Linked DNA regions of Mus musculus: region 2 is linked to region 1. A link is a loop called in an ENCODE intact Hi-C map of the cell type or tissue named here. Cell type or tissue: left cerebral cortex. All regions are shown on one strand. Each heading gives the region's core, and the rest is flanking DNA. Links, peaks and the distances in the headings are about the cores only. Region 1 overlaps Stard9 (START domain containing 9). Region 2 overlaps Capn3 (calpain 3).

Region 1 (12,141 bases), core at 2,753-10,752:
GTTGCCAGAGTGGGTCAATCCTATAGCAGGAAACTGTCTCCCCCATCTCCTGCCAGGGATCTCATTCATTTGATCCCAACATCAAGCCAGAGGGGAAAGGAACCCATTGATCAGGCTGATGGGCTGGGCCACCCTTTGGGGCACAGAGTAAGGTGGGAAAGAGTGAAGAGTTGACATGGAGGAGCAAAATGAAGTAACTCAACATAACAGAGAAGACTGCCTGAAGAACCAAGAATATGGCAAGGAGCCGGGCGTGGTGGCGCACGCCTTTAATCCCAGCACTCGGGAGGCAGAGGCAGGCGGATTTCTGAGTTCGAGGCCAGCCTGGTCTACAGAGTGAGTTCCAGGACAGCCAGGGCTGCATAGAGAAACCCTGTCTCAAAAAACCAAAAAAAAAAAAAAAAAAAAAAAAGAATATGGCAAGGGATATATATATATATATATATGAATGAATGAATATAAATTTCCCAAGAGCCAGTATTTGACTGGCTTGGCTCCCTGAGGGGCTGTATGAGGCAGACTAGTGCCCTATAAGGAGACTAGGGACTCTGGCCCCTTCTTCATCCTCTCTTCTTCTGACCTTAGCAACAAACATCTTATTCTCTCTCTTTGCTTTCCAGCAATTCTGCTCTGCCTCACGCTCACCACAGGTCTTCAAGCAACAGGACTGAATGAGTGTACATCCCTTCTTGTCAAAGCTGTCATCTCGGGTACTCGCCACAGCAATGGGAAGATGACTCAGGGGAAACCTGAACAGGGCCCATCTAAGCTGTATGAACAACGGTGTCACACTGTGAGAGACTAACTGAATGGACTTGGAACAAACAAACGCAGCAGGAAACAGGACTCAAATGTCAGTGCAAGCTAAGAAGCATGCTTCTTTTCTTCCACTAAGTGTACCATGTCCTCTCCATGACAAGGCAACCACAGTTCAGCCACAAAACCATCAGTAATATAAGACACTAAACAGGGCAGAAATGAATCGCCGATAGATAACCCTTCAATCACAGAAAAATAAAAACTGAAATTATGAGTCACCCAAAATGCAATGGAAATAACAACTTAACAGTAAAATACAGCAAACACTGACCACAGTAAAGTATAGCTTTGTATACTCTAATAACAAAGAACATTTTACATGTATTTTAACCTATAATCTTTCTACAAAATTATGGGAAATGGGGGGAGGGAGATAAGTAGAATTTAACTAGTAGATAAACTTTTACCTCCACAGAAGGAAAATTTTGGGAAATAAAGCAAACTTTTGTCTGTGCAACAACACGGACAGACCTTGAATAGGACTCAAGGTTAGTAAGTGGAGAAATTCTTCTGTTTTTTTCTTTTTGAGACAAGGTCTCAGAATGTAGTTCAGGCTGGCCTCAAATTCACAGAGACCCACCAGCCTCTGTCTCCCCAGTGCTGGGATTAAATGCATGCATTACCAGGCCCAGGGGAAAAAAAAATGAAACAGAATAACAAAAGCAAAAGCTACCCCTTAAAACTTGTGAGAGTCAGTTTGCTCTTTCTGCCTTTCCCTAGGTCCTGGGGAATCCATTTCAGGTTGTCAGGCTTGGTGGCAAGTGCCTTAACATGATGGCCATCTCACCAGCCAGAGAAAAGAAAATGTGCCAATCCTGTATTCATGATGTCTGGGAAACAGAAAACTCTCAAGGAGCTAAGGTGGGGAAACGTGTGAATACACAGGGATAGCTTAGAGAGTGACCCCCAGGATACATTTATCCTGTTTTATAAAGGGGGGATTTAAAAATTCCGTTTGAGGTATTCCCCCATTTCACCTAGCACATAGTGACGTGGGTTCAGGTCCCAAGACTAGGAAAAAAAATCACAAAAACACGCACACCAAAAATTGGACCTTAGGGGCTAGGGAGAGATTGATCAGCTGTTAAGAATGCATGGCAGGTGGATTTCTGAGTTCGAGGCCAGCCTGGTCTACAGAGCGAGTTCCAGGACAGCCAGGGCTACACAGAGAAACCCTGTCTCAAAACAAAAACAAAAACAAAAACAAAAACAAAAACAAAAGGAGGGAAAATATACTTTGTATTGGAAACCTAACCAACTCTTCAGGGCTAGTGAAGTCATGGATCTTGGGGGATAACCTACAACTACCACTTTACTAAATCAACAATTTTTTTAAAAGATTAATTTATTTATTTTATGTTTGTGAGTACACTGTCCCTGTCTTCAGACACACCAGAAGAGGGCGTTAGATCCTTAGATCCCATTATAGATGGTTGTGAGCCACCATGTGGTGCTAGGAATTGAACTCAGTCAATGCTCTTAACTGCTGAGCCATCTCTCTAGCCCCAAACCAACAATTCTTAACTATTTAATATGTATCCTTTCACCCAGAGATAAGTGTTGTGGTGGTTTGATTAGGAATGGACCTCAGACTCCAGTTGAATGCTTGGTCCACAAGGAGTGGCTCTATTAGGAAGTGTGGCCTTGTTGGAGTGGGTGTGGCCTTGTTGGAGTAGCAGTGTCACTGTGTAGGCAAACTTTGAGGTTTCATATCTGTTTAAGTTAGCCCTAGTCTCCTTCTGCTGCCTTTGGAGTAAGATACAAAATCTTTTTTTTTTTTTTTTGGCATTAGACTGCATTATCGTAGGCCACCATCCAGTGTTAGGTTTGTGGGAAGCGCCAATGCATGGTTCAGGAGGTAAGAGAATACAGCCAGAATGGGGCCCTTAGCCTGAGTGAGAAATGACATAGGCTGAGGCTGAAGCAAAGGCTACCTCCATACCTGACTCTACACGGTTTCCAGTGGAGACTAGACTCGGTGGCCCACGAGGAGGAGCCCAGGACCAGGGTTTCCCAAACTCCTGAACATCTAGATGTCACTGGAAATCACGGGGAGTTGGGAATGAGGGGGTCTCACAGGCTGAATACAATGAGCCCAGGCTGGAGAATGGAGAACCTCAGCTTAGCTCAGCAGTGGTGAGTCTGAGATCACAAAGGGACCTTATGCAGGAGACTCAGGTTATATGGTGCCGCTCTGAAGATGAAGGCTTTCTCCCTGCTCCTACAGCAATTTTTTTTTTTTTTTTGGTTTTTCAAGACAGGGTTTCTCTGTATAGTCCTGGCTGTCCTCGAACTCAGAAATCCGCCTGCCTCTGCCTCCCGAGTGCTGGGATTAAAGGCGTGCGCCACCACGCCCAGCATTCCTACAGCAATTCTTGATGAGCAAGTCCTTGGTTCTAAACTGTTTATTGATTGTATATCTTGGGAAATGCGTGCATACAACTTCCTCAGGGTGGGCATTTTGTAGAAAGGAATGTCCAGGAAGGAAGCTTATTGACTAAACCCTTATGGTCCATCTAGATACCTCATTATCATGAGGAACTCTGTTCTGACCTAAGCGACCACAGGTCACATCCCTTTGTGGGGAGTGTGTGGTCAAGTGTTCTGAGCCAAGAATCTGGTAGGGTGCAGGGAAACACCTACCATCCTCAGAGGAATTCCAGGGTCTCTGAACCCATTTAACCTTATCAAATTTCCTAGCACAGTCCACTGCCCCACAACCAAGGGCTACAACCAGGAAATACACAATAGTTTCCCTATATCCCACTTTTGGATCAGCATGCATTTCAAAACTCCTTAGGTCCCTGCTGCATCTTTTTGTTTGTTTGTTTTTGTTTTTTGAGACAGGGTTTCTCTGTATAGCTCTGGTTGTCCTGGAATTCACACTGTAGACCAGGCTGGCCTCTAACTCAGAAATCCGCCTGCATCTGCCTCCCAAGTGCTGGGATTAAAGGCATGCACCACCACCGCCCAGCTCCCCTGCTGCATCTTATAGATCAGATTTGATGCTGCAGCAGATACTATCAGTGCCCTAGCCACACACACACACCTGGATCCCTTCACTATTCCTAAGAATGCCAGCCTACTAGTAAGTAGGTTTCACTCTTAAAAGGTGGTACACCTGTCTAAGGGCTGTACTCAGGTTATGGGAACTCTGTTTACCAGCCAGAGGTTCTATATGGCAATTTCAAGCAATAGTCCAGGTGAGAAAAATCTAAAGGAAACAATTACTGACAAGGAAAATCCACTGTGTATAAAATACAGCCTAGTAGAATTAGACCTTCTAAGTGTCCCTTGTGTAGCTAGCTACCCTGTAGGTATGAAGATATTCTAAAGAGATTCTGGTGGCTACCTTTGGCTCTCTGACTGAGACAATAGGCTCCAAGAAATTAGAACTTTTTGAGAACTCCCAATCTGGGAGAAAGAAAAGGCTGAAGCCTGGTTCATACAGGTTGTTAGGTCACCTTCTAAGAGAGAAAAGAGCTTAGACAATGCGGTGGAGGGGACCACATCTGACTACCCCGGATTTGCTATTTAAGTCTGACTTGCCCTTCTATGTAAACCTGAACCTCAGGTCAGGATCCGCAAGGTCATTTTGGAGGTGGGGGATCATTGGACCTCCTTGTTCCTCTTCCCAATGTGGCCACATTGACTCAATCTCCCCTTTCTGCTTCTCACCATTACATGGTTATTCTCTAACTGACCTACTGAGGACACCTGGTGGAGCCTAGCTTGTTAAGACTGCTCTGACCCCAACCCTGAGTGACACTTGCTCAGCTCCCTTCCTGGCTGGGCCTCCCACTCCTTCATTCCACCTGGCAATATTTCTAGAAAACTGCTTTCCCAGTAGCAGGGTCTGCTAGCACAGAAACCACTGAAAAAATTATGGGCCCACGTTTAAATAAAAAGGCTATGTGTCACTGTAAAAACAAGCCCAGGATTCAGACACAGATGACTCTAAATAGCCTCAGCTCTACAGCTCACCTGTCTGTCTGTCTGTCACTCCAAATGGCAGGCTCAGCCCTACAACTTTTCTGTCTATCTCTCTGTCTACCTATCTATCCATCAATCCATCCTTCCTGTAGGTGTACCTGTCAGAGGTCAGAGGGCACATTGCAGAAGTTGGTTCTCTTCTTCTACCATGAGGGTCTTGGGGACTGAATTCAAGTCATGAGGCTCAGTGGCAAGCACCTTTACCTACTACATTATAGCCGGGTGTGATGGCGCACACCTTTAATTCCAGCACTTGGGAGGCAGACGAAGGCGGATTTCTGAGTTAGAGGCCAGCCTGGTCTACAGAGTGAGTTCCAGGACAGCCAGGGCTACACAGAGAAACCCTGTCTCGAGAAAAAAAAAAAAAAAAAAAAAAAAAAAACCTATATCACCCAGCCTCAACTCTATAATTTAAAGAGGTAGTCTTAAATAAAAGAAAGGTTGCATCTACCAGCCCTCCTATAATGTATAGCTCAATGGTATAGCTTCTGCTTGGCATGCTCAGACAGATCCCTCTGTTTAATCCTCAGTAGAATCCTAGTAGCTCATTAGGGGGGGCTAATGGTTAACTGTCATAACCATTTTGTGATAACCAACTACACCAGGTATGGCAGCATATGTAAAGGTTTTTGGGTTTTTTTGGTTGGTTGTTTGGTTGGTTGGTTTTTGGGTTTTTTTTTGTTTTGGTTTGTTTTGGTTTTTTTTGTTTGTTTGTTTTTGTTTTGTTTTGTTTTGGTTTTTCAAGACAGGGTTTCCCTGTGTACCCCTGGCTGGCCTCGAACTCAGAAACCCGCCTGCCTCTGCCTCCCAAGTGCTAGGATTAAAGGCGTGCACTACCACACCTAGCTGAAAGTACTTTTTAAACTAGACTATGAAGAAACTAACTCATAGAACAGCTATTTTTCAGCTTAGCACATTTCCTCCAGTCTGTAAGTATAACATTCCCATTTGCCAATGAATAGAAAATTTATAAAACACTAGTTCTTGGCTGGCTGTAGTGACATACACTTTCAATTCCAGTACTCGAGAGCCAGAAAAAGGCAGATCTCTATGAATTCAAGGCCAGCCTGGTCTACAAAGAAAGTTCCAGAATAGCCAGGGCTGTTAAAATAGAGAAACCCTGTCTCCAAAACAAAACAATGAAAAACAATACCCCCCTACTCCGTTCTCAGATTTTAGCATGCATCTCAAGTACCCAGACAATATTAAAAGAATGTTGGTAACACAGGGAGAGGGAGGAAGGAGAGATACATAAGTATACATAAGTATGCCTGAAAAAGTCATAAAGAAACACATTATTTTATAAGGTTATTTTAAAATACTGATGTAGTGTGTGTGTGTATGTGCGCGTGCACACGTGCGTGCATATACAGTTTAAATGGAGTTACACCACAGCAGATGGCAATGCTCCTTTTGACCACACAGTTCATAATACATCACTTGAGCCAGATGAGGGTTGTGAGCAAAGGCAGGGCTACACAGAATCTGCATCATAGTCTCAATGCTTCCAAAACCTTCCTCAACACAGTGTTTACTTAAACACAATACCACATCTGTGGAGAAAGGAAAAGCAAAACAAAAACAAATGAGCACTTCCTTCCTAGCCTTTAGACTCATCGTTCCTTCCCTTTTCCTCAAATATCACCGTCTCTACGCACACTGCTCTCACGAGGATAGCATGTAAAAGATCAGCAGTCCCGGGAGCTGGACCCTGTGTCTAGCGCTGCCTTGGCTTCACTATCACAAGAAAACCTAGGCAAGTCCCTGAAGTGCTTACTGGACAGAAGGGAACTCATTTAAGGCTGAGGCTCAGACATGGCACCCACTGTAACACAGTGAATTCACAGTCATGGAAAGAATGAGTAATGAATATATAACTCTGGACTGACTCCAGTACACTCACAAAAGACATGTGGAGGAAAATTACATTATGGCTGTTCTGTAGCTTTCCTCTAAATCCCGCCTGAATTACTCTCCACACGTGTTATCTTCATTCAGCAGCTCATCACCAGGTCAGTGTTGCACACGGCGCTGTCTTTTCAGTGTGCTCACAGAGCTCCTCAGCATTGTTTCTAAGGGGTCTGCTCCAGCAGCACTAAGAGGTAGTCAAGAAGGACCAACCTGCTTTGCATTGTTTGCGCTGCAAATCCTTATACAGAAGGAAGCAGGACGCTGGAGATGTGGCTCAGTGGGCAGGGAGCTCACCAGACAAGACAGATGTGAAAACTAGTGTTTGGGTTCTGAGAACAGAAGAGCTGGGTGGGTGTGGCACCTCACCCATCATCCTAGCATGCAGGAGAGGAAGGCAGGGAATCCCAGCTAAATTAGGCAAAAAGTTGAATCCAGTGATAGAGCTGCCTCAGCACTTAACTCAGAGTGACTGAGGAAGACACGGGGCATCAACCTTGGGCCTACACACGCACGCACGCACGCACGCACGCACGCACGCACTTGTTTGCACATACAAGAACCTTCATACATGCCTCCACACCACACATACACAAATATGGGGGAAGGAAAACAAGCCCAAACGATTGTGCCTATGTGGAAAAACTTTTCCGACAATTATGCTGCTAGAAGCTTATTTCCTGTTTTTAATCTTGTTGAGTCTGAAGGGTCTCTCCAGGTCAGTGTTGGTGCATACTCTAGCAAGGCCAGTTGAAGCCCATCTCACTTTAAGGTTTGGTTTAACAGATTTTGTGATGCATCTGCCTTAGACAGCCCCACTGGCAGTACACCTCCTGCCTAAAGCCATATTCCCCTCCTCCTGTCCCAAAGCCTTTGCAGAAGGGACAGGCTGCGTGTTAGTCACAAGACCTCAAAACACACTGATGTCAAGCCACTTCTTCCCCTTCAGCCCTCAGACTTCAAGTCAATTTCAAACTACACAAAGCTAACTCCAGCTTTACAAATATTCCTGCAACAAAGAAGCAGGAGGATCTTAATTCTCTGTCTCCAAACAAAGAAAAACAAAGCAGCACGTATGAAGCCTTCTGGAGTCTTCACTCCCCTCTGATTTGAAACTGACACCCCAAGGAACAGCACAGATAAAAGAGAACCTACTTAGAAAAAGGGGTGCCAGGAATGCTGAGATATCCTGGGAAGAAAAAGAGCACCATGAGCTAGTGTAGCTCTGTAATCTCAGAGGAGGCTGAGGCAGGAGGACAACAAATTGAAAATTTATCATAGTTACATAATGAGTTTCACAGCACACTAACTATAGGGCTGGTGTGCAGATCCTAGCCCCAAGGGAGCACCTCCAGCTATATACAGTTCAACATCTGATCCCAAAGTATAAGCTATTGCCTGTATCTCACAGAGTACTCAAGTCCACAAAAGTAGTCAGGTAATTTGGAATAAGGCATCTTGGGGCTGGAGAGATGGCTCAGCGGTTAAGAGCACTGACTGCTCTTCCAGAGGTCCTGAGTTCAGTTCCCAGCAACCACATGGTGGCTCACAACCATCTGTAATGGGATCCGATGCCCTCTTCTGGTGTGTCTGAAGACAGCAACAATATACTCACATACATAAAATAAGTAAGTCAAAAGAAGAAGAAGAAGAAGAAGAAGAAGAAAGAAGAAGAAGAAGAAGAAAGAAGAAGAAGAAGAAGAAGAAGAAGAAGAAGAAGAAGAAGAAGAAGAAGAAGAAGAAGAAGAAGAAGAAGAAGAAGAAGCCACGCATGATGGCACAAGCTTGTAATCCTAGCACTTGGAAGGTAGGAGGATCAACAAATTGGAGGTCAGTGTAACTACATGAGACTCTAGTTTCAAACAAACAAAGCAAAAAAAGTGACATTTTCTCTCAGTGGAAGCAAGTTCGTCACAAAAACATTTCCAAACTCAACTCTGACCTTTCCAAACTCTCAAAGGGACTCACTAAACTCCATGGAGTGTTTCCAGGTGCTTAAGAGGAGGAAGAAGTTATTAACTTCCTTAAAATCTCTTATGTGGGACAGAAGGAAAAACCATACCAGCCTGAGACCATGACATGTCTGTATTTAACATCACCACAACACCACTACAAATAAGATGGAATCTGTTTAACAGAGAGAGTAAGTAAGGGTTTCTATTCTTGTCAAATTCCATCTCAATAGAACTGCTGACTCTCCCAACTCCACGGAAGCTGTATTAATCTTCCTCCTATATCAACTTGGTGAGTATCCCTAGAAAGCACCTGTCTTGTGCCTAAATGCCTGACTTCGGAAATAGTCACCGGATGAAATGAGTGATAAATAATCGACTACTTCTAGGAAATGCCCAGGATAACACCTCTGAGCATGCTCTTCTGCTTGCTTCTTCCACCTCTGAGCAACGGCTACTAAAGAGACTGCATAAACTGAGAATTTTAGGGCACACTACATCTGCCTAGATCAACTCACGGGGCTCTGCCTTTTGCAGCTTCAAAAGCAAAAAAGTCTTCTCAAGGATAAAAGAACCTCTGGTGGAATCACCATGCCTGACCTACAGCTGTACTACAGAGCAATTGTGATGAAAACTGCATGGTACTGGTATACTGACAGACAAGTAGACCAATGGAATAGAATTGAAGACCCAGAAATGAACCCACACACCTATGGTCACTTGATCTTTGACAAGGGAGCTAAAACCATCCAGTGGAAAAAAGACAGCATTTTCAACAAATGGTGCTGGCACAACTGGCTGTTATCATGTAGAATATTGCGAATTGATCCATTACTATCTCCTTGTACTAAGGTCAAATCTAAGTGGATTAAGGAACTCCACATAAAACCAGAGACACTGAAACTTATAGAGGAGAAAGTAGGGAAAAGCCTCGAAGATATGGGTACAGGGGAAAAATTCCTGAATAGAACAGCAATGGCTTGTGCTGTAAGATCGAGAATCGATAAATGGGACCTCATAAAATTGCAAAGCTTCTGCAAGGCAAAAGACACCGTCAATAAGACAAAAAGACCACCAACAGATTGGGAAAGGATCTTTACCTATCCCAAATCGGACAGGGGACTAATATCCAATATATGTAAAGAACTCAAGAAGGTAGACTCCATAAAATCAAATAACCCCATTAGAAAATGGGGCTCAGAACTGAACAAAGATTTCTCACCCGAGGAATACCGAATGGCAGAGAAGCACCTGAAAAAATGTTCAACATCCTTAATCATCAGGGAAATGCAAATCAAAACAACCCTGAGATTCCACCTCACACCAGTCAGAATGGCTAAGATGAAAAATTCAGGTGACAGCAGATGCTGGCGAGGATGTGGAGAAAGAAGAATGCTCCTCCATTGTTGGTGGGATTGCGAGCTTGTACAACCACTCTGGAAATTAGTCTGGCAGTTCCTCAGAAAATTGGACATAGTACTACCGGAAGATCCAGCAATACCTCTTCTGGGCATATATCCAGAAGATGCCCCAACCGGTAAGAAGGACACATGCTCCACTATGTTCATAGCAGCCTTATTTATAATAGCCAGAAGCTGGAAAGAACCCAGATGCTCCTCAACAGAGGAATGGATACAGAAAATGTGGTACATTCACACAATGGAGTACTACTCAGCTATTAAAAAGAATGAATTTATGAAATTCCTAGGCAAATGGATGGACCTGGAGGGCATCATCCTGAGTGAGGTAACACATTCACAAAGGAACTCTCACAATATGTACTCACTGATAAGTGGATATTAGCCCAGAAACTTAGGATACCCAAGATATAAGATACAATTTGCTAAACACATGAAACTCAAGAAAAATGAAGACTGAAGTGTGGACACTATGCCCCTCCTTAGAAGTGGGAACAAAACACCCATGGAAGGAGTTACAGAGACAAAGTTTGGAGCTGAGATGAAAGGATGGACCATGTAGAGACTGCCATATCCAGGGATCCAACCCATAATCAGCATCCAAACGCTGACACCATTGCATACACTAGCAAGATTTTATCGAAAGGATCCAGATGTAGCTGTCTCTTGTGAGACTATGTCGGGGCCTAGCAAACACAGAAGTGGATGCTCACAGTCAGCTATTGGATGGATCACAGGGCCCCCAATGGAGGAGCTAGAGAAAGTACCCAAGGAGCTAAAGGGATCTGCAACCCTATAGGTGGGACAACATTATGAACTAACCAGTACCCCTGAGCTCTTGACTCTAGCTGCATATGTATCAAAAGATGGCCTACTCGGCCATCACTGGAAAGAGAGGCCCATTGGACACGCAAACTTTATATGCCCCAGTACAGGGGAACACCAGGGCCAAAAAGGGGGAGTGGGTGGGTAGGGGAGTGGGGGTGGGTGGGTATGGGGACTTTTGGTATAGCATTGGAAATGTAAATGAGCTAAATACCTAATAAAAAATGGAAAAAAAACAACAAAAACAACAACAACAAAAAAAAAAAAACAAAAGCCATGCTGGGTGTGGTAGCCCAGGCCTTTAATCGCAGCTGTGGGGAAGCAGAGGCAGGTGGATCTCTAAGAGGTTCAAGGCCAGGCTAGTCTACATGTTGAGTTCCAGGCCAGCAAGGGCAACATAGTGAGACCCTGTCATTGCCCACCCTGTCCCCCTTCCCAGCCCTTGAGAAAAAAAAATCCAGACGGATGATGCCTGAATATACAGTCACTATTGGAGTTCAGGCTTTTATTGTGTTCAGACTTGAGGGAAGGGGAATACAAATAGCCCATATTCCCCTGCTCCAGAGTTGAAAATACTGTCTACTGTGCCTCTCTTGCAAAAAGAGGAGAGATTTCTATAGACAGTTTAAACAACTGGACCAGGGCCCTCCATAAAGCCCATACATAATATACTGAGGCCAGTCTCAGGCAGATGACCCATATACCTATTGATTATAGGGCTGCAAGATAAACAATGACTACTTCTTGACATTATTGACATGATGCTGTCATCTACAAAGCACACATCCAAAAACTTACACAACTGAGTTACAAAAACTAGTCACATACACAAAAATAAAACTACCTCACAGTAATTAAGGTGACATGTTTGCGTTGAGCTGCATTCATAGCTATCACAGGCCCTATGTGGCTAAAAGCGACAGAATGAAACCAAAAAGTAAACTCCAAGTTAAATTAGTGACTCACATGATGCTCTGAGAAGTCACTGATTCTTTTGAAAAACCAAGGAGCTGAGATTAAACATGTGTGCATGCACACGTGTGTGTGTGTGTGTGTGTGTGTGTGTGTGTGTGTGTGTGTGTGTGTGTGTGTGTGTGTGTACTTACTTTCAAGTCTTAGGCAAGAATGTCTCTCTCACTTTTGGAAGATAATCAATAAATTTAGGATCTACCTCATTACAAAGAGAGCAATCATACTGTGACTCAAATGTTTAAAATGTTTGTATT
Region 2 (12,141 bases), core at 1,850-9,849, 170 kb after region 1:
AAGCTGACTCGGGCTCTTTACTGGACTCCCACAATCCACATGAGCATGCATTCACATGCCTAGCCCCATGTGAAGGAGACTTTGGCTGAATCTTGAAATCCATATCCCCCACCCCTGTAGTCCTAAATGTTTCCCATCCTAAATGTTGCCTTACTTGGCATAAGCCTTCTCAAGGAGAGCACTCCAGAACTCATTGCGGTGGTTGGATTTGGTGAAAACCAGCTGATTGTTGTATGTTGGCAGACAGTCGTCAATGACCACATCTACCCAGTCTCCATAGCGCCAGAACTGCAAGAAGAAAGAAGCCCAGTCACCCCTGTGCACTCCCTTACCTGATCCCACATCCTATAGGACTCTGAGCCAAAACCCTACCATTTCCTGGGCTTTGCATCCTGAAGCTTGTTCATTCTAGTCTGGCTTTTGAGTGTGTAAATCTATCTCTAACTAGGCCATGAACTTCTGCAAAACAGGAAACTGCATATCCCTTAGTGTCTGTCAAAAGCCCAGCCCAGTTCTAGACATAGTAGGTCCTCTGAATATCTTAGGGTTTGAGACTTTTCTCCCTTGCCCATAGGTCTGGGACAGACCTAGTTTAAATACATTCGTGTATCCCAAGTGATTCCAGTGCCCGCCCAGGATTGAGAACTCATGATTAAGGAAAGCTGTAGGGCTAACTAAAGTATTTCTCTTTATCCCATTTTCTTCTTTCCTCCCCTCCCCTCCTCCCTTCCTTTCTATTGTGTTTGAGGCACACAGGTCAGCAGGCAGTATGCCTTCCTCCCTCCCTTCCCATGGCACATCGTCAAGGATGAGAAGTCAGGGGTCACAGATAAACAACTTGTTTTTACTAGGTACCCAGGCTAGCCTCGAACTTATCTTGATCTTCCTGTCTCTGCCTCCTGAGTGCTGGCATTATAGGTCTGTGCCACCACACCCAACTGATTTATTTATTGATTGATGGCTAAAATGGAAAAGGGGAGTGCACTGGATATGCTGAGGTACCATAGGAGTGGGATGTCAGCTGATCAGTTTGAGTCATTCTCGACACTAGGAAGTTTCAGGGCCAGAGGCACGCTGCTCAGAACCACAGAAAGTTCCAGAGCCCCACATGCAGGTCTCAGATCTGTTCTGATCCAACCCAGAATTTGTCTCTGCATCAAGATGATCAGTGCCCAGAAAAATTCTAATGGATAAATTAATTCTAGAACCAATACTTTCAGGGCTGGGTCAAACCAGCCACTAAATGCCCAGAAGACCAGAATTTTCTGGTAAGACCTAGAAAGGTAAGTGATAGCAGTAGGAAGGTAAATAGACTCCTCTGTCAAGGGTACAGGGTCATGAGCCAGGGATCACAGAAAAAAAAAATCCAACACTTTCAGGCTGAGCATCTTAAGAACCTGTTTGAGGGGGGGGGGCTTCAGGCAATAACATAGCAGCCAGCCAGCTGGAGGACAAGAATAGGCACTCAAGCCAGCAGCCTGGATGACTTTCTCTCCCCCTTTCTGGGGCACAGTGGAAAGTATGTAAGTTGGAGGGCACAGATAAACACCTGCTTCTTTGCAAGCTTGTAGCTGTAAGTGGGTCATTGCCCACAGGTAGGTGTGTAGAACCTTTCCTGAGCCAGCTGGGAAGTCAAGGCCGGGAGACCCAGGGTGGCCAGACTGTGGCTGGGTGGTGCTATACTTGTCTGAAAATATCTCTTGACTCAGAAGAGACTGAACGTTTCCGGGACCTTGCAGCCAAGTTAATAATATGCCTTGAGATCATTTAGGGCTATGTACTTAGCCTGCTGGCCTCTCTGCACTCAGCCTGGGGAAGTTTAATGGGCCTTTCAGAGAACAGAGCAGCCAACCTCATTATGCTTTCGATTTCCCAAGTAATCAGCCTTTATAACCTAAGCTAAACACACAGCTTTAATCTCAAGTTATGTACTTTACTATTACCATGACCTAAGATTATGCACGCTGTGGTAATAATTTCCTGAAAACAGCCAAGAGGTTGGAAGCAACGGTACGCAACAACTACCCCATTTTGGAAGCCACACGTGGATGTAAGTTGATAATATGTCTGTGGGTTTGTGCTTTTGATTCTCTGGGTGATTTGAGGTCAATAAAGTGATTTCTTTCCTTGTAAAAATCTGTTCAAGATTTCTGCAAAGAATTTCTGTACTGTTCAATGAATACAAACCAAAGCCCTCTGTTAGGCACAGATTCAGACAGACAGACAGACAGACAGACACACACACACACATACAACTAGGCAACAGACATATGACACAGGCACAGATGAGAAAAAACACAGACATGACAGCAAACACATACATTCATTAGATACACAGGCAACAAGGACAGATGGGTCACACACACACACACACACACACACACACACACACACACACACACACACACAGAGAGAGACACAGACACCAGACAGACTACAGACAAGAGAAGGTCACCTCCTTACTACAGCACGGAACATTTTGGTGCCTTCTCTGAGGTTATCTTTAACTGAGGTATGGCTGCTGTCTCAACCACACCCCCATTTCCTCACCTGGAAGTGGAAGATCCCTGCGTAGTTTTCAGTGAAACTTTGATCATGGGGTATAACTCGGAAAAGCAGCCGCTCATTCAGGGTCAGGCAGGCGATGGCTGCAAGAAACCAGCAGTCCCCTGCAAGCAAAAACAGACCCAGGTAGTCAGATGGGGGCTTCCCCTCTCAGAAGAGCCCTGCCAGCCCCAGTAAGAAGCTCCCCATAGCTAATGACTCGGGATGCCCACTGCCCTGCTTCCTGCCTGCCCTCAAGTAGGTGTGAGCTCAAGCAAGGAGACTGTCAGGGACAGGAGCTCCTCAACGGCACGAGCAGCACGAGGACCGGGTAACTCATTCTCTCAAGACAGGCTTTCCTAAGTTAGGCAATGGATTCCTCCTTTAATAAAACACTTCCTGGTCATTCTCTCTCTCCATGTGCAGGGCAACCGCAACATGTTGGAACAATAAATTCCTCTTGCTTTTTACATTGTAAATAAATAAATAAATAAGTCACTTCCTTCTATGGTCTCAGTAGAGACAACAGTGGTAATTATGGCTGTCCTCTGTCTTTGTAGGGTGAGCCCATTTCCCCTTCTGGCATCACGGAAAACAGTATTAGAGAACCATCAGCTAAGCAGACGTGTGTCAGAAGGCAGGGGTGTTGGGCAGCTAGCTGCCACAGAACCATTCTACACAGGTCACTAAGGCTGCCAAAGGGACATGCCTGGTACCCTGACAATTCCATAGCTCTACTGGGGGCACAGGCTAGCTGCCACACTGCTGGTGGGAAGAGAGGCTTGTAACCACCCAAACCCCCTATCTCCCTGCCTTGACTCAGCTCAGAAGCAGTGTATTGGTTTGAGGGCTCAGGGATTAATTTGTCCACACCCTCCAGGCAGTGTCCCTCAGATGCCAGAAGCCACTGTACCTGAGGTGTTCTCAGCCTCCCTTTCTGGAACAAAGTGATAGGTATTTTTCAGTTGTTCCTGCTTTTTTTGGGTCAAGTTTTAAATAGTCCTTTAATGTTCTCTCCAGTTTCTCTTCACAGAGCTCTCCTACAGTCTGCCTAGGGAGGATGCTTCCAGAACAAAAGGTGGAGGAGAGGAAGGGACTCAGAACAGTCCAGACGACAAGGTGACAGAACCTTGTCCTCTCCTCTACATGGCAGACGCCGCCTCTGCCAAAAGACTTCCTTTAGTGTGGAGATGCCTGATCTGAGGACCTGAGACTGACCTCCAGATGCCACACGGAAGAAGGAAAAACCTGGCCCCCACAAGGTGTCCTTTGACCTTCACAGGTATAGGCCATGGTATGTGCACACAGACAGACAGACAGACAGACACACTCACTCACTAAATAAATAAATAAAAATTATTTTAAAATATTAGGAGATGCACTAAAAGAGAAACCAGAATTTATCCCTTCCCATCCTGAATAGAGATCTCTCAGGTTAACTAACCCTGGGTCACCTGGTAGGACATAGAGGATTTTTCCTACCTAGATCTCCTTGGCAGATGTCAGTCCTGTTGGCTCCACCAATGATAAACCGGGGATTCTCACAAATTTCCTGTGAAATCAAAACAGAAACAACCATTGTAACACCATTGTAGGAGTCCTGGCTGAGCTGATGGCCTACTGCACTGGGGGCCAAAGATTTACACTCACTGTCCCCCTCCCCGGCCTCCACAGCCATCCAAGAGGAGAGCCAGCGCTCTTCTTTTGAAACCAGAAAGCTGAAGCTCAGAAGTTGGTGTATTGGTGCACAGCTGTAATCCCAGCACTGGAGGAGCTGAGGCAGGAGCATGGCTAGTTCAAGGTCAGCCCGGGCTTCATTGGGAGACTCTGTCTCAAAATGAACAATAAACATCTGAGGGTCAGAGGAGGTAAGAGCCTCAAAGCTGTCCCCTCTTCTTTCCATACCACGTACTGGGTAGAATGTTCTTTGAGAGGGGGGACGGGCAAGAGGCTGCAGAACTTATGGCTTTGTTTTCTGTAAACTGGGGCACAGGATGGAAGAGGAGGAGGAGGAGGAGCAGGAGGAGGAGGAGGAGGAGGAGCAGGAGGAGGAGGAGGAGGAGGAGGAGGAGGAGGAGGAGGAGGAGGAGAACAATCTTCCCTTTTTAGAAATCCGGACACAGGCCTTGGCAGTTGCGGAAGCAGACTGTAAACCCCACGAGAGCCTCACCTCTTCCCCCCTCCCCAGTTGGAAGGGGCAAACACACCCACAGCAGCAATGGTGGCAGCTGCAGTTTCCAAGCCCATGGGCTAAGTCACGCCCATCAGCAGCCAACAGACAGCACTCTTGATTTCATTCAGTGTCTGCTTCGTTTTAAATTTTTTTGTTTTTGTTTTGTTTGTTTGTTTTTCGAGACAGGGTTTCTCTGTGTAGCCCTGGCTGTCCTGGAACTCACTCTGTAGACCAGGCTGGCCTTGAACTCAGAAATCCGCCTGCCTCTGCCTCCCGAGTGCTGGGATTAAAGGAGGCGTGCACCACCACACCCGGCAATTTTTTAAAAAACTTTTAAACTCATTAAAGATTCAGTGTTTTGATTTTTAATGTTGTTCTTCACAGCTTCAAGAAACCTTGTTATTCCTGTGAAGTGTTCTGTGCTAGCTAGTTTTATGTCAGCTTGACACAGTAAAGTTATCTGAAAGGAGGGAGCCTCAACTGAGAAAAATGCCTCCATAAGATGTGATTGTAGGGCATTTTCTAAATTAGTGATTGAGGGGGGAGGGCCCAGACCATCGTGGGTGGGGCCATCGCTGGGCTGATGATACTGGGTTCTATAAGAAAGCTGGCTGAGCAAGCCATGAAGAGCAAGCCAGTAAGCAGCACCCCTCCATGGCCTCTGCATCATCTCCTGCCTCCAGGTTCCTGCTCTGTTTGAGTTTCTGCCCTGAGTTCCCTCAGTGATGGGCCGTTCCTTACCTGGAAGTGTGACCTGAAATAAACACTTTGCTGCCCAAGTTGTCTTGGTCATGGTGTTTCATCACAGCAATAGAAACCCTAATTAGACATGTCCTCTGTCTTTCTGTCTCACTGTCTTTCTCCTTCCTCACAACTACACAATTCTCCCAAGTGAGCTGAGCTCTGCCCTCACACTCAAGGTTGTCTCCATCCTACTACATAGAAAGGCACATCCATATCATACCATAGCTCTCCTGGCAATGAATAGGCATAAGTCAGTATTGGTATAAAGGGCTACACAGAGACACACAGAGTACACAGACCTCTCATGCAGAATTATAAGACTTTCTGCACCCAAAGCAGTGCAACATATCAAAGTAGTCAATGTGAGCAGTGAGGAGGCATTTTACAGTCTGTGCCTGACCTCTGCGATCAGCCTCCTCAAAGCACATAAGCCCAGGGCTGGAGAGATGGCTCAGCCTTTGTTGAGCACCTGCCTTCCAATGGTCTGTAGCTCAGTTGGTCTGTAATGGTCAGTTATAAGGGCTCCAGTGCCATCCAGTGGCCACCATGAGCACTGCATGTGGTATACACATACTTAAATACTCAGCTACTTTAAAATAAATAAAAAATTATATATAAAAAAACCCAAACAAATCCATAAGTTCAGCCTACTCGGAAGAAAATTCGAGAGAGATGCCATGAGAGGTGTTTTACAAAATACCTGATTAGTGCTCTGTGAAAGTGCACAGCTCATTGGAAACCAGGAAAACTTGAGAGGGGAGGCTAAGGACACAAGACACATAAGTGAATACAAGGGAGGAGTCTTGGAACATAAAAAGACAGAGGAAGAACCCTAAGGAAATAACGTGTGGACTTTGTTTTCAATAACAAATCAATCTTACTGATCGCCGAGGTACAGGTCATGATATAACAAGGAAAACTGGACTAAAGGTAGCGGTCTCCTTACTTGTGGGGTATATCCCAAGACCCCCAGGAATCTGAAACTGTGGTTATGACCAATGCCCATATAGATCATTAGACTCCTTCCTATACACACACCAATAGTTTAACTCATAAATCAATGAGAGATGACTAATACTACAATAAAATAGAATAATTAAAACAATGTACAATAGTGGAGGTTATTTAAAACTTCTGAAGTATTTCAAGAATTTCCCATTTAGTATTTTCGCACCCCAGTTGACTACAGGTCAGCAAAAACTGCAGAGAGTGAAAAGCACAGGTAAGAGGGACTACACATGGGAGCCCAGCGCTATCTTTACAGTTTTTATGTAATCCTGTAATTGTAAAATTAATTTAAAATTTAATTAAAAATTTAAAAAGTAATTTAACTAATTAAAAATTGCATATACAGTAAAGAATGTGCCTTGCAGATGTTCTGGGTTTTCACACACACACACACACACACACACACACACACACACACACACTCACGCACACGCACACGCACACTCCTTGCCAGCTCTAAATATAGCAGGCTCCCTTGCAGCTATAGGCACCGCCTTGCAGGAAGAAGGGCTTTGACGTCCTCCTGCTGCCATGCTGGGGCTCCTAGGATGCCCCTTGATAGGGCAGCCTGGATCAACTGTCTGGCTGGTCAGCGGGGACTTTTCTGTTTAAGCAGACTTGACACCATGCTAATGAACCAGCTTCGTCCAGAAGGCTAAGGCTCGCCTCCAGCCTCCTGTCAATTCACTGTCCATCCCTTCTGTGGACCTGAAACTTCAAGCCTCTGTTCTCTTCACCACTCCACTCTTCCCTCCCCAAACTCCTGGTCTCGGGAAGAACCGAGCTGATTCTACCTACGAATCTTATGGGAATTTAAATCAATGCATTGGCACTCTTAAATATAATCTCAGGGATCTAAAGGCCATCCTAACCCTCGCCACGCAGTTCAGGAATAGAAAACAACATCCTTAGCTTCTAGCATAAGAAGTTAGGTATTTGGAGCTGGGGCTTATGGGTAAGGGGGACATTAATAAGCTAGTTGCTCAGAGTTGGGGTGAATCCACAGCCCCACGCTCTGACCACTTTACTCCCAGTTCCCCAACATCTGTCTACAGATTCCATGCCCCCTTTATCCCTACCTTTGGCCTCTTCCAAGTGATGGCCTTCATCTTGGCTTTCTGGCTCAGCTCATGGGAGCCAAGGGCCTGCACACCTGCTGGGAAGACACGGTCTTCAAAGAGGCACTTCTGAGCCAGACACTGTTGTTTGAGAACGACAAAATCCTGCCCCTCAAACTTGAGAGGTTGTGAGACAGTGCCCTCTCCATTTCTCCTGTCCCTTTCTCGGATCACCCTGTCACAGAAGAATCCCGGCAGCAGGTAGGGCATGATGACCAACAGCGGAACCCGGCCTTCCCTGCGGCCTCTCCAGCTGCACCCTCAGCCCAGGCCTAATCCTCTGGTGAATGGCCCAGAGCCTATATAGCTCCTCCACCCTCAGCAGCTTGATGCAAATGAACACGGTCCAGAGAAAGGCTGTGGTCAGAGTCAGCAGCTTTGTCCAGAGGCCCCTGAGCCCATGGTCTAGGGGCAACACAGGCAAGTCGGAAAGGAGTCAGGGAGGGGGAGCGAGCCAGCCAGAGATGGCTCAGGGGACAGATAACAATGCCTTGTGGACCTTTAGGGCACCTCCAACAGCCTTGCTGGGACTCTTGCTTTAAAAAGAGAAAATATAGTTTCAGAGAGCTCCCCTTGCCTCAGCAAAAGGCATTCATGCCTTTGACACTGGCGGTCAATGGGATATAGCATGGGGCCTTCTAAACATGCTGTATACACTAATCCTATACAGGCTGCTGAATGCATAGGAGGAATCTGCTGCAAGCCTTTGTCTGAGGGTAATGAAGCCTCCTTCTCCCGATGTTCCTGCCCCACCCCCTGCAGACCTTAGGGGCTCAGATCTATGAGGATGCAGAGGGCAAGCATCCCTATTACAGTTGACTCCAGGGCGAATGCAAACACCTAATGCTTTACGATTAGCATCCCTGGGTAGGAAATGTGTGAGTTGGGAGCAGCAGGTAAATGTGGGTTGGAGCGCTTTCTGTTGTTTGTGTTTTATGTTTCACTTTGATTGTGAGACAGGGGTTCTCAGGTAGCCTGGGCTGGCCTCAAACTTACTATGTAGCTCAAGATGACCTTGAACTTTTCATCCTCCTGTCTCCACCTCCCTAGTCCTGAGAGCACAGGCATGGACTAGTGCATCTGGTTGGGTGGTGCTTGGGATCAAACCCAGGACCTCACACATACTAAGCCAGCTCTTTCCCTACTGAGTTGCATCCCAGCCTGTGTGTGCTGGGGTACTATCCTAAGAGTGCGTGGCTTCCCCACACTGTCATTACGTTTACAGAGAGAACTGAAGACACCGGGAAGGTGAGACTGGCAGGCTGCATGCTAGGCTGTCCAGTCCCCACCAGTTCACTGACATCCTCTGCCAACATCTACTCCGTGAAACTTAAAGCGTAGTCAGAACTTCTGGCATCCACATTAAATGCTACAGCCATGTGAAATGCAGCTTTCCAGTGGGTGTGATGGTACAGACCTACAATCCCAGCACTTGAGAAGTTGAGGCAGGAGGATTTCTTTGAGTTATAGGCCAGCCTGGCCATCGTGGAGAGTCCTAAGCCACCATTAATTATAGAGGAAGACTGTAACAAAAGCAAAACAAACAAGCAAAAGCAAACCAAAATTTAACAAACAAACAAATAAAAATCCAAGTTTTTGTGGCCTAATCTCAGGATTCAAATATCCCCAAGTTGAGGTATGGGCTGGCTTCTGCATTTATTTATTTATTTATTATCCTCTCTGTGTATATTATTCTCTCTCTCTCTCTCTCTCTCTCTCTCTCTCTCTCTCTCTCTCGGTGTGTGTGTGTGTGAATGTGAATGTATTATTTGAGTGTGTATGTGTGTGTTTGTATATAAGTGTGTATGTGAGAGAGAGAGACCAAAATCAGACGCATTGTGGGAAGGAACAGGCACAGTAGGGAAAATAAATGTATGGCCTAGTCTATCAATCAAAATAAATTGCCCAAACTATACCCTTAGTAATCAATTCCTCCTTCTCTCCCATATCATAAAAGAAAATTCCAAACATGAGTTAGGTCCATGAGCACTCACATGGCCTGCCGTCCATCTTGACATTATACCTCCCTATAATCTGCTTTACTGCTTCCCTTACAATTTAATTATCTTGCTTCTTTTGTGAATCTATGTGTGCCCTTATTTTCAATTCTTTGGGTAGGAGGTCAAGACCCTGGAAACACCCAGCTCAGACGCTGACCACTGGTAACAGGGTCCTCTCACTGAACCTGGAGTCCACTGATTAGCCTAGGATGGTTGGCCAGTGAACCTCGTGAATGCACCTGTCTCTGTGTATCTAGCGTAGGGATCACAGGAATACATTCTGTCACGCCTGGCTTTTTAAAAACTTGGGTCCAGGGGGCAGAACTTGGGCTCGCATGATTTATACCACTTTTCCTACTGAGCTGTTTCCCAGGTCCAGTACTCTAAATCATTTTATCAGGAGACCCTTCGTTCCACTAAAATTTGAATCATTTCTATAACCAGGATTCTGTAGTAGCCGAAAATGATTCTTAACTAAAAAGTGTGTTTTCTTAAATGGGCTGGGATATGAGAGGGTAGAATAAAGGGGCGTATGAGGAAGGATGACTAACACTAAAGACCACTGGAAATGCCTCATAGAAACCTACTATTGTATAAAACTTCCTAAAATATATACATATAAAAGAGAGTTTAAATTAAATTAACCCTATAATAGAGGAGCATGCCTCCCCAGGCACTGTAGGCTATCAAATAAAAGGACCAATGCTAGGTATGGGTTATCTCTTTTCATATTGCTGGTTATTGTGGACCATGGATTCCTCTAAACATTACAGGCTAGGGCTCTTGCTCTCGCTCTTGCTAGAGCTTGATAGTAAGACCTAGTCCCTGAACACACCACACACTTCAGTCACAGAATGTAACTCAAGCTGGTAGTAACCAAAAAGCTTCATTTCTACTGGATAGATTTTTATAGTGCCATATTCTACTTATTCTACTCGGGGAGAAAGGTATTAAGCACTTTTATCTAGCCATGAACTCCATGAACTACAATGACTATCTTGGCAAAATGTTCCCACTCATGTGATAGTGGCACAAATGTTATGGGAGTAACCAACCACTTTCTGGTTTGATTTAAAATCCAGTCCACATGATGGAACTCATATCTGGTATTGTTAACTGAGCCAAATCCCACGACTGGTTAGGCCATAGTACCTAGTGGAGACCCTAATACTATTATTTTGCTAAATGTAGTATTACATTGTCCTCTATGTCCTTGTCTTTATACCCATAGACTAGTTTATCTCTCAACCTTATCAGAGACGCTTCCTTGTGCGGTAGACAACAGCCAATATAGAGATCTACAGCTAGTCAGTGTTCAGAGAGTAAGACCGTGGTGTGCTTAGCTCTAAATGGAACATCTGTATCATAGCCCCTCGTCTCAAGACTCAGAGACCTTGCAGAAGAGGAAGTAAAAAGACTCTAACAGCCAGCAGAGGTGGGTGTCTGTAGACAAACAGTATTTGGCAGATATGACTGTATGTTTACAAATACAAACAGTGAATATGATTGCATACCTGCAAATGATCAAACAAGCCAAAAATTTCTGCATGGATTGAGGAGAAGTGGGTCCCCTGGCCCTAATTGGCCATTGCCCACAGCAGTCTCAGGGTTGGGGGTGGGGGGAGCTGGAGAACATGCGGAGGGCTGTGAGTATTGTTTCAGAGAACAGCTTGTTTGGGGCTGGCTTGAGTCATGGGGGGAGGGAAGGAAAAAGGACAAAGGAAAAAGTGCTTCAGCCAGATTAGCAACTGCTGATCATGTGATTTCTGAGGAGCCAGTTTTCTGATGAGGGAAACAGCAGCCTAAGTAGCTGTATCCTGACGTGGTCTTTGTCTCTATGGAACAGAGTAGGCCCAAGCCTGATTTGAGTAGGGATCAGTTCCACTCCCGCTGTGCTTTCTGAGAGTTGTCTGGGTAGTGCAATGCTCTACCACTTCTCATCTGGCTTGGGAGCTCACAGGGAGGAGTTCATGATGCTTTCCTGACTGAGAAGAATTAATAATAATTAATAATGGCTGCTGGGGGAAGAAGAATAAGTTTTCTTCTGGGATGTGGCCCCCAAAAGCTGCCCATACTCCAGTAGATGGTCCTAGATCCATGCACACACAGATGGCACTAAGTACAACCAGCGGGCTTTAGAAAAGAAAAGGACGTCTGGAGAGAAGGTTAAGCACCATGTTCTTGCAGCGGATCTGGGTTCAGTTCTCAGCACTCACATGGTGGCAACAGCTGTGGCGCACACTCCTCAAGTCTCTCGGGGCACTGTGTGCATGTGGTGCGCATTCATGCAGACAAACTCACACAAAACAAACATGAATAGGGCGTGGGAGGGGAAGGGAAAGTAGCAGCAGGGACGAGGTGTGAATTTTTTTTTTTTTTTTTTTTTTGGAGACAAGGTTTCTCTGTGTAGTCCTGGCTGTCCTGGAACTCACTCTGTAGACCAGGCTGGCCTCGAACTCAGAAATCTGCCTGCCTCTGCCTCCCAAGTGCTGGGATTAAAGGCATACGCCACCACGCCCAGCTGGGGTGTGAATTTGATCAAAACATCTTAATG

The links. Peaks named below come from ENCODE experiments on the same cell type or tissue, not always from the same donor. Only the 100,000 strongest peaks of a DNase experiment are listed, where the experiment ranks them.
Region 2: it touches region 1 in a loop (1.8-fold over the local background); 10 of 42 quality-filtered maps call a loop at or near these places.

The regions. Positions count from the first base shown.
Region 1 is chr2:120,647,306-120,659,446 of GRCm38, reverse strand. The region is part of intron 3 of Stard9 (START domain containing 9); the gene reads right to left. Among named protein-coding and RNA genes, the nearest start is that of Stard9, 24 kb to the right of the region's middle. In left cerebral cortex, for the core only: no CTCF peak of the experiment used is centred there; a DNase peak (open chromatin) is centred at 6,677.
Region 2 is chr2:120,472,638-120,484,778 of GRCm38, reverse strand. It overlaps Capn3 (calpain 3), which reads right to left. Exons shown (of 24, transcript NM_007601.3): 2 at 4,027-4,096; 3 at 2,551-2,669; 4 at 155-288. Among named protein-coding and RNA genes, the nearest start is that of 4931402G19Rik, 9.3 kb to the right of the region's middle. In left cerebral cortex, for the core only: a CTCF peak has its summit at 6,000 (motif pointing left); a DNase peak (open chromatin) is centred at 5,993.